Linked DNA regions of Homo sapiens: region 1 is linked to region 2. A link is a contact called in ENCODE Hi-C or POLR2A ChIA-PET data. All regions are on one chromosome and are shown on one strand. Each heading gives the region's core, a stretch centred on a gene start or an enhancer-like site at or near the end of the contact. The rest is flanking DNA. Distances are from core to core; before and after follow the strand shown. Region 1 overlaps ZFAND3 (zinc finger AN1-type containing 3). Region 2 overlaps ZFAND3 (zinc finger AN1-type containing 3).

What was found. Hi-C counts contacts between places; a loop is a spot of excess contacts on that map. ChIA-PET counts read pairs that join two places held with the same protein, here RNA polymerase II (POLR2A). Pooled maps may share reads with other maps.
Region 1: a loop to region 2 is called in a pooled map, with 2.7 times the contacts of the local background. The contact joins two enhancer-like sites. A Hi-C loop is called at or near these places in 3 of 168 maps with a recorded cell type or tissue (GM12878, adrenal gland and heart right ventricle), 3 of 37 single-sample maps with no recorded cell type and 4 of 50 pooled maps. POLR2A ChIA-PET finds 5 or more read pairs at or near these places in 3 of 52 experiments (H1, T-cell and WTC11).

Annotation. Positions count from the first base shown.
Region 1 is chr6:37,938,300-37,943,091 of GRCh38, forward strand. All of the region lies in intron 2 of ZFAND3 (zinc finger AN1-type containing 3), which reads left to right. Among named protein-coding and RNA genes, the nearest start is that of ZFAND3, 120 kb to the left of the region's middle. Within about 2 kb of position 2,337, at least 2 of the 41 ENCODE cell types and tissues checked have a DNase peak (open chromatin) inside an H3K27ac peak, as active enhancers do.
Region 2 is chr6:37,837,020-37,842,019 of GRCh38, forward strand. The region is part of intron 1 of ZFAND3 (zinc finger AN1-type containing 3); the gene reads left to right. Among named protein-coding and RNA genes, the nearest start is that of ZFAND3, 20 kb to the left of the region's middle. Within about 2 kb of position 3,357, at least 2 of the 41 ENCODE cell types and tissues checked have a DNase peak (open chromatin) inside an H3K27ac peak, as active enhancers do.

The DNA.
Region 1 (4,792 bases), core at 1,087-3,586, 100 kb after region 2:
TATGCATTTTGTGCCAGTGAAAATACTAATAGTACCTCTTTGTACCAAACTGGTACTATTGTAAGTGTACCAATTTGTTTGATACATTAATTGGTCACCTTCATTATAATGTGCCCTAATTTATTTATCTAGTCCCCTGTAGAGGGACATTTGTTTTCAGTGGCCATTTTTATACCACAGTTGCAATCCTGTGTTTTCTCTCTCTCTTTTTTTCAGCACTTGCTTGACTATGTTAAAAGAATGTTTCTGTAGGAAACTCTGTTCTTTATGGTGTAGCCTCCCTTACTCTGAAATGCAAGCAAGACTCGGGCAACAGTTCCTTAACGGATTAGCAGTGCTGGACTGTGGCAGCCTTTTCTAATCTCTTAGTCTATAGCAGTTTGATGTCTTACTAATAAGCATTCTTAAATTGTGTGGTTAATTATTATGCTAGTCAAGATACATGAAGCAGTGTGTTAAAGATGATGATGATGATGATGTTATGGAAATTATGTCAAAAATAATTGTTGCATTTCTAACGGGAAACAGTGCTCAGTGCTGTGAAATAGCTGAGAGGTGGCTTCTTTCAGGCCTCAAGTGGGAAAATTGTGACCATGTGTTAGAGTATGATAGGGAAAATGGAAGAAATTTAGTAGTTACTAGGTCTTTTAAGATAGTTTAGTCTGTCACTTGGCTTTATTTCTTCCCTCTTGTTGGTCTAAAGCTGTAGTCTCTTTGTGGTAGACAGGATTATCCATTGTGGCATAGAGAGAAAATGTTAGAATTCCTACTTGTGTTTATTTTTGTCCTGTATACATAATCTCATTGGTATCTGTATTAGTTTCCTAGGGTTGCCACAACAAATTGCCATACACTTGGTGGTTTAAAACAACAGAAGTTTATTCTCTCACAGTTCTGGAGGCCAGAAGTCTAAAACCAAGGTAATGGCAGGGTTGGTTTCCTCTAGAACCTTTGAGGGAGAATTCATTCCATGCTGCTGCTTGTTTCTGGCTTGTCAATAGTTCTTGGCATTCCTTTGCTCATAGACATATCATTCTAGTCTCTGCTTCATCCACATGGCCTTCTCCCCTGTGAGTCTCTATCTTTCCCTCTTCTGTCTCCTCTAAGGACAGTTGTCATTGGCTCAGTCTTATCCCGGATTATCTCATCTGGAAATCCTTAACTTAATTACATCTGCAGAAGCTTTTTTTCCCAAAATTATCACATTCACAGATTCTGGGTGGACATATTTTGGGAGGTGGGGACAGGGACAGGGTGCATCATTCAGTCCACTACGGGAATATGTAACTACTTTTAAAACAGAAATGGAAGAGATGTGCACTCAAATTTTATGCTGATGGTACACCTTTATCAAAGCTTGGAGACTTCTAGTTTAGAGAACTGTTTGGGTTGGATACAGTTGGCCTCTTTTCATGTAATTAGACGACCCTCTGTGACATGAAAAGTAGTATAAGAGTTAAGGCCAGGAACGGTGGCTCACACCTGTAATCCCAACACTTCGGGAGGCTTAGGCGGGCGGATCACGAGGTCAGGAGTTTGAGACCAGCCTGGCCAACATGGTGAAACCCCATCTCTACTAAAAATATAAAAATTAGCTGGGAGTGGTGGTGCACGCCTGTAATCCCAGCTACTCCGGAAACTGAGGCAGGAGAATCACTTAAACCTGTGAGGTGGAGGTTGCAGTGAGCTGAGATTGTGCCACTGCACTCCAGCCTGGGCGACAGAGCAAGGCTCTGTCTCGGGGTGGGGAGGCGGGCAGTGTGGGGAGTTAATTGGTAATATTCCCTATGTTTCATATCCTCAGTAGACTAATACAGGCTACTGTATCAGAATGACCAGGCTTAGGTTTATGGGCTCCCTTTTAGACTTGTCAGGAATATGGATAACTTTCAGATAGACTCAGAAAAGCACGGGACTGTTTTGTGCTTCAGAGGCTTTGGCTCCACCAAGTTTCAGATACTTAGCGTAATTCTTGTTCTGGCTGTTGCCTTTGTGTGTGAATTAGAAGATTATGATGAGGTTGCTTTTTGACATTTTTCCTGGATATAATACCCACTTGTACTTAATTCTTAGTCCACAGTAGGGATGATGAGTAAAAAGATGGGACATTATTTTTGGGCCATTAATGTATGACTAAAATATCATCTTTCATGCTATAAAATTTTATACCCTTTAAAAGCTTCAGTGCTTAGCTGGTTCTTGCAGTGTAAAGTAGATCTAACTGTATGTTAACAGTCTTAACTATTTTTTTTTTAATTTATAAAGAAAAGAGGTTTGATTGGCTCACAGTTCTGCAGGCTGTACAGGAAGCATAGTACTGGCATCTGCTTCTGGGGAGGTCTCTGGAAGTTCCCAGTGATGGCAGAAGGCCAAGCAAGAACTTGCATATCACATGGCAAAAGCAGGAGCAAGAAAGAGAGAGTGACAATTTTAACTATTATCAAAGGTTGTTTTACATTTCTTAATTTACTTTTAAACTAAATATTGGGGAGAGAGAAGAAAAAATACCTTAAGACTTCCGGCTTGAAGAAAAAGAAAAATGACACATAATCTTAAATGGAGAATGCTGAAAGACAGATATTTTAGTAGTGGAACAAGAATTAGTTTTTGTGAAAAAAGAGAGGAAAGGCATAGACAATTACATGGGTTTTTGTTTGTTTTTGTTTTTAAAGGCAGTAAAATCCTGAAATGAAATAATTGCAATTGTAACTAAGATTGCTGCAGCCCTTTTATATTATGAAGTCCTTTAATACAATATTATCACATTTGATTCTTACAATGTTGGTGATTTTATAGCTCCATTTTACAGATAAGGAAACTGACTCAAATGGGTTAACTCATGTTCCCAAGATTAAATAAATTTTAAAGAACTGAGATTTGATCAATGGAAGTTTAGACTTGGATCTAATCTCCACTGTTTGATGTTATTAGGATGAAAGTAGTAGACTTAGATGGAATTGTACTGTGAAAACCAAAGCTAAATAGATTAGTCGGGATTGTACTGTGAGGATGTAACAGTAACATTGTTTTGCATTTGTGTGTAGGAGTATTCTCTTTTCTTCTGCTCTTTTCTTTTAGTTCAGTTGTAGTTTGCCTCTAGATCCCCTCATAATCAGAGAAACAGTGCTGAAAGCTTCACAAGAGTAGCTAATTTAGGAAAAGGTGTGCATATGTGGTGGGGGGAGTGTTTTTGTCTAACACATTTTCTGTTTTGGTGGTGAGATCTTCATTTCTTAACATCTTTCTTGTTCTTGTTCATATGACTTTTAGCTCATTAACCTTGCTCTCTGTGCTGCGTAGTGAAGCACCATTTCTATTTAGTCTCCTGTGTTTAGCTTCTCAGAAGAATTTTTTTGAAAATGTTTGGAAGTGTGATTTAATTGCAAGGCTGTTTGCACATTGTCAGTGTGAAAGCAAAGATGAATTTCGTATTTAGACTGTGCAACCTGCAGATTTCATTTGTTAAACCTTCCAGTTGGTACTCCCGTTCTCTCATACATGTGTGCATAATAATAGTATGGAAAAAAACTCCTGTTTTGTTGTATCCATATTTATCAGTTTGGTTGAGTTATGGAAAAGCCTGTCCTTTGCTTTGTGTATTTGCTCATTTGGAAACCTTGTATAGTTTATAGAGACACTAGTGATTTGTTCCCCAGCTTCCCTGTGGGTTTTGTTCCATATTACAATCTAATTCCACCTCTCTGTCCCATACTCCTGAGCTGTTAATTTGTACATTTCGATGCCGTTTGTTTCATCCTGTGTTTTTTAATCCAAACTGAATGTAATGGGCTGTGTGCTTTAGGGACCTGGCTTTGCCTTGCCAATTAGAACAAAGTGGTTACTGAGTAAGAGTATGTTTTAAATAAAACATGGCACCTCTGAATGGTGCTGATACTCATTTGGGAATAAAAGAGATGGTTTTAACCCTTTGACTCACAAAGAAGAGCCATTATAAAAGATCATATATATATATTTTTTTTTCTTTGAAAAGAAGGGTAAAGTTTACCTCCATAAAATGTGGTTTTACAAGTTTCTTAAGGTAACTAAATAAATTTAAAAGTTTGTCATTAAAAATGTACTTTTTTCCTTCATGATCATTTGAGACATGTTAGCAAAATTCTGTAAATTTATGAATATTGAACCAATGGCTGCTGCTGAATTTTGAATTTGTTCATGTTTAGGAAGGTGAGGGTATATGAAACCAATAGATATGTCAGCCTCTTTTTATTTTTATAATATATCAAGCCAAGTTTTCAATTTAGTGGTGACACTCCTTCCCCCAGAGATACTTAAAAATTATGAAGGTGAATGTAAGCTTCTACAATCTTGTGGGAATATTATTTTCAGATAATTGAATTTTGAGCCATCAATGACTTAAGGCTATTTGGAAGTTTAGCTGCACTTTCACCAAATATTTATAGCACAGATGTTTCTGAATAGACCATAGGCTAATAGTTTACTAATTCACGTCATAGAGAGACACTTCATCAGTTACTTCTGTTATTGTATTTGCATCTACCCTAAAAATAGAGTTCTCTTTTTAGCTGATATAGCAGATAAACTGTAATTCATCATTGGAATAAGGAAAACATAAAACTTACTTTGAAGAAAAAGTGGGACTGTATCAAAAACTTTGAAATAAAGACATCCAAGGGAAAGCTAGACGTAGAAAGACTTGGTGACAGGTTTAGACAACATTATAGCATGTATTAACCTATGCAAACAAGAGAGAACAAAAGGAATGCATTTCTGTAGAACAGTTCAATTAAAAAGTATGTAGGAGTATCATGTT
Region 2 (5,000 bases), core at 2,107-4,606:
AGTGCATCTGTGTTGCTGAAAAGATACTAATACTCAGATTCCATGTCTCTCCCCCTCCCCCGTATAGGTTGAGATGTCATAGAAAGAAGGCGTTCATGTGGGAGATAATGAAATATATTTCTTAAGAAAAGCTCAGTATATATATAGGAAAAATTAGGTGAAGTATGAGGTAAGATGAGGGGACAGACTTCTTGGCTGATACTGGTTTATGCTATTTTATTCATGACATGTGCTGTATGTGTCAATATGACACAAGAAGAAAGGACATATTGGAATTATTAGAGGAGACAGTGTGAGGATTAAGGTCAAGTAGTTTTTTTCAGATATTCTAAAAATCTTATTTTGCTGTGTGTGATTTTCTGTAAACATTCTTCAGCGTATTTTGCTATATGTAACTGCTCTGTTGTTATTTTAGGGAATTTTAAGCATTTCAGCATTGGAACTGTGTAATCAGAGACAATGGGTCCTTTTAATGTATAGATAGTCCTTTTTTTTTTTTTTTGAGATAGAATTTTGCTCTTGTTGCCCAGGCTGGAGTGCAATGGTGCAATCTTGGCTCACTGCAACCTCTGCCTCCCAGGTTGAAGCGATTCTCCTGCGTCAGCCTCCCGAGCAGCTGGGATTACAGGCATGCGCCACCACACCCGGCTAACTTTTTTGTATTTTTAATAGAGACAGGGTTTCTCCATGTTGTCAGGCTGGTCTCGAACTCCCGACCTCAGTTGATCCGCCCACCTCAGCCTCCCAAAGTGCTGGGATTACAGGCATGAGCCATTACGCCCGGCCGATAGACTCTTATTAAAGAACAACATATATAGAGAACAGCGTGTATACCAATATGCTAAATATACACAAAAATACACTTTGTTTAAAATTATATTGATACAATTTAAATAGTGTCATAAATATTACGGCAACTTGATGTTACTTTATTTTAGAATATCCCTGGAGGCCTTCGAGGTTGAAGCTGTTTTGATTTCACACCCTTCTGTTTTAAAACATAGGGACTGACAGGGAGACCCAGGGCTGCAATCTGGGTGGTGCTACATTTGTAGACAAGGACAACTTGCTGTATTTTAACCCAGAAACATTAGAAAGTTTGTTCTTGAACTTCTGGCTCAGATTTAGATGCATCTTTGAAGTGCTGATATTTGGCTTATCTGAAGCTTTGGGATTATCATTTTCTAGTTATGAAGGGAATGAAAGTGTTCATAACATTTTTGCAGGTGGAAGGTAAAGTTGTTGTTTTGTTCCTCAAATTTTTTTTTGCTTAATTTAAAAAATATTGAGATATAATTCACCTACCATAAATTTCATCCTTTTGGAGTGTATAACTGTGTGTGGTTTTTAGTCTCTTCACAAAGTTATGCAACCATCACTACTGTCTTAATTCCAGACAATTTCATCACTTTGTAATTCAAGACAATTTCATCACTTCATAAAGAAATCTCATATCCAATAGCAGTCACTTCTCCCCTCAGCTCCTGCTAAACATGAATCTACTTTCTGGTTCTATGGATTTGCCAGTTCTGGACATTTCACATAAGTGGAATCATACCATATATGACCTTTTGTGTCCGGCTTCTTTGACTTAGCATAACGTTTTCAAGGTTCTTCCATGTTGTAGTGTACTTCATGTCTTTTTGTGGCTGTATAATACTCCATGTGGATATACCACATTTTGTTTATCTGTTCATCAGCTGATGGATAATGAGTTGTTTCAGGTTTTTGGCTATTATGAATAATACTGCTGTGAACATTTGTTTACAAGTTTTTGTGTGAACACCTGTTTTCACTTCTCTTATTTGAATACCTAGGAGGGGAATTTCGGGATGATATGGTAACTCTGTTTAACTTTTGAGTAAACTACCACCCTGTTTTCCAGAGCAACTACATTATTTTACATTCCCACCAGCAATGTATGAAGACTCCAGTTTCTTCACATCTTTGCCAATACTTGTCATTGCTGCTCTTTTTGATTATAGCCAACCCTGTGGCATCTCCATTGTGTTTTGATTTGCATTTCCTTAATGACTGATGATGTTGAGTATCATTAAATATGCCCATTGACCATTTGTGTATCTACTTTGGAACAATGTCTGTTTAAATATTTTGCATGTTTTAAAATTGAGTTGTATGCCTTTTTACTTGTAAGTTGTAAAATTTCTTTTTTTTTTTTGAGACAGAGTCTTACTCTGTCGCCCAGGCTGGAGTGCAGTGGCGCGATCTCAGCTCACTGCAACCTCCGCCTCCCAGGTTCAAGCGATTCTCCTGCCTCAGCTTCCCGGGTAGCTGGGACTACAGACGCGTGCCACCATGCCTAGCTAATTTTTTGTATTTTTAGTAGAGACGGGGTTTCACCGTGTTAGCTGGGATGGTCTCGATCTCCTGACCTCAAGTGATCTGCCTGCCTTGGCCTCCCAAAATGCTGGGATAACAGGCGTGAGCCACCGTGCCCGGCCAGTTATTTTTTTATTTTTTATTTTTTGTTGTTGTTGTTTTGTTTTTTTTTTTGAGATGGAGTCTCGCTCTGTCGCCAGGCTGGAGTGCAGTGGCGCGATCTCAGCTCTCTGCAAGCTCTGCCTCCCGGGTTCAAGTGATTCTCCTGCCTCAGCCTCCCGAGTAGCTGGGACTACAGGCGTGTGCCATTACACCTGGGTAATTTTTGTATTTTTAGTAGAGACGGGGTGTCACCATGCTGGCCAGGATGACCTCGATCTCTTGACCTCGTGATCCACCTGCCTCCGCCTCCCAAAGTGCTGGGATTACAGGCTTGAGCCACCGCACCCGGCCATAAGTTGTAAAATTTATGTATTCTGGTTACTAGTTATTTATCAGATACAGGATTTGCAAATTTTTTTCCCATTTTGTAGGTGGTGGTTTCACGTTTTTTGGGGATGTGTCCTTTAGAGCACAAAAGTTTTAATTTTGATGAATTCTTATTTATCTTTTTGTTGTTTTTGCTTGTGCTTTTGGTATATCTGAGAAAACTTTACCTAATTCAAGGTCACAAATATTTACACTATGTTTTCTCTAATAGTTTTACAGTTTTAGCTCTTATTTTACATTTAAGTTGGTTATCTATTTTTTTTTTTGAGATGGAGTTTCGCTCTTGTTGCCCAAGCTGGAGTGCAGTGGCGCGATCTCGGCTCAGTGCAACCTCTGCCTTCTGGGTTCAAGCGATTCTCCTGCCTCAGCCCCCAAAATAGCTGGGCCTACAGGGACCCACCACCTTGCCTGGCTAATTTTTTGTATTTTTGGTAGAGATGGGGTTTCACCATGTTGCTCAGGCTGGTCTTGAACTCTTGAGCTCAAGCAATCCGCCTGCTTCAGGCTCCCAAAGTGCTGGGATTACAGACATGCGCCACCGCGCCTGGCCAATTTTATTTCATTAATTTCTGTCTTTATGCCAATGTCACACTGTCTTGAGTACTTCCTTTGTAATAGGTTTTGAAACCAGGAATTGTGTGACTTCTACAATTTCATTCTTCTTTATCAAGCATGTTTTGGCTGTTTTGGGTCCTTTGAAATTACATATGAATTTCATCAGCTTGTCAGCTTGTCAGCTTGATCAGCTTGTCAGCTTCTGCAAAAAAGCCAGCTTGGAGTTTGGTAGGGGTTGCATTGCATCTCCAGATGAATTTGGGGAATGTCTCCATATTAACAATATTTAGTCTTCCTATCCTTGAACATGGGATATATTTTCATTTATCTGTCTTCAGTTCTTTCAACAACATTTTGTAGTTTTCACTGTACAATGATCTGGTCTTTTGCTTTCCAAAACCAGAAACTCTTTTTTAAGTTGAAGGTTTCTTAAGACTTTTGGGGAGGCAGTTCTGCTAAACAAACAGAAAAGAGAACATTTGGTTAGAAAAAACAGAGATAACAGGAAGATTAATTATTTTAATAATAAAGCAAGGAACCAATTTATTAAAATTTTTTAGAATATGCTTTGTAACCATAATGCTTGAATCTGTTATACATTTGTCTCAGACTGGAAGTTCCCCTTTGTGACTTCAAGATACTTGAGAAACAATCAGTAATCAGTTAATGGGTTGCTGGGTTATAGAAAAATCAACACAGAGGAAATTTAGAGATCTTGAGTAAATATTTCACTTTAGTTATGAAAGAGGGTAATGAATGAAAGAGGGTATTTTAAGAAGGGTTTCCGAATAAGTTTCAGTTCTTTGAGTAATAACTTTATGGAAAGAGAGACTATTTCTCTAGTGTCTGATTTTCTCCTCCCCCATAACATTTTATCATGAGAAATCAAGAATTGTACATCCATTTATTTACTACCTAGATTCTGTAATATTTTGCTTTATTTGCTTTCCATCCTTCTATCCATCTATTAATCTTATTTTTTATTTTCCAAGTAAATTGTAGACTCAATACATTTACCCTTCTGTACTTCAGCATGCATATCATTAACTAGAGTTTAACATTTGTTTTTAAGTTTTTGTTTTGTTTTGTTTTGTTTTTGAGATGGAGCCTGGCTCTGTTGCCCAGGCTGGAGTGCGGTGGCGCGAACTTGGCTCACTGCAAGCTCTGCCTCCCGGGTTCACGCCATTCCCCTGCCTCAGCCTCCCGAGTAGCTGGGGCTACAGGGCCTGCCACCATGCCCGGCTAATTTTTTTGTATTTTTATTAGAGACGGGGTTTCACTGTGTTAGCCAGGATGGTCTCGATCTCCTCACCTTGTGATCCACCAGCCTCGGCCCCCCAAAGCGCTGGGATTACAGGCGTGAGCCACCGTGCCCAGCCTGTTTTTAAGTTTTGAAGTACAATTTATATACAGTGAAAAATACATCTCTCAAGCATAGTATTCAGTGAGTTTTGACAAATGCACATACCTGTATGTCTTAGTTTGGGCTACTATAACAAAATACTTGGGTAATTTATAAACAGTGTAAATTTATTGCTCATAGTTCTGGAGGGCAAGGTCAAGGTACTGGCAGATTCAGTGTCCGATGAGGGCCCATTCCTTATAGGCGGCACCTT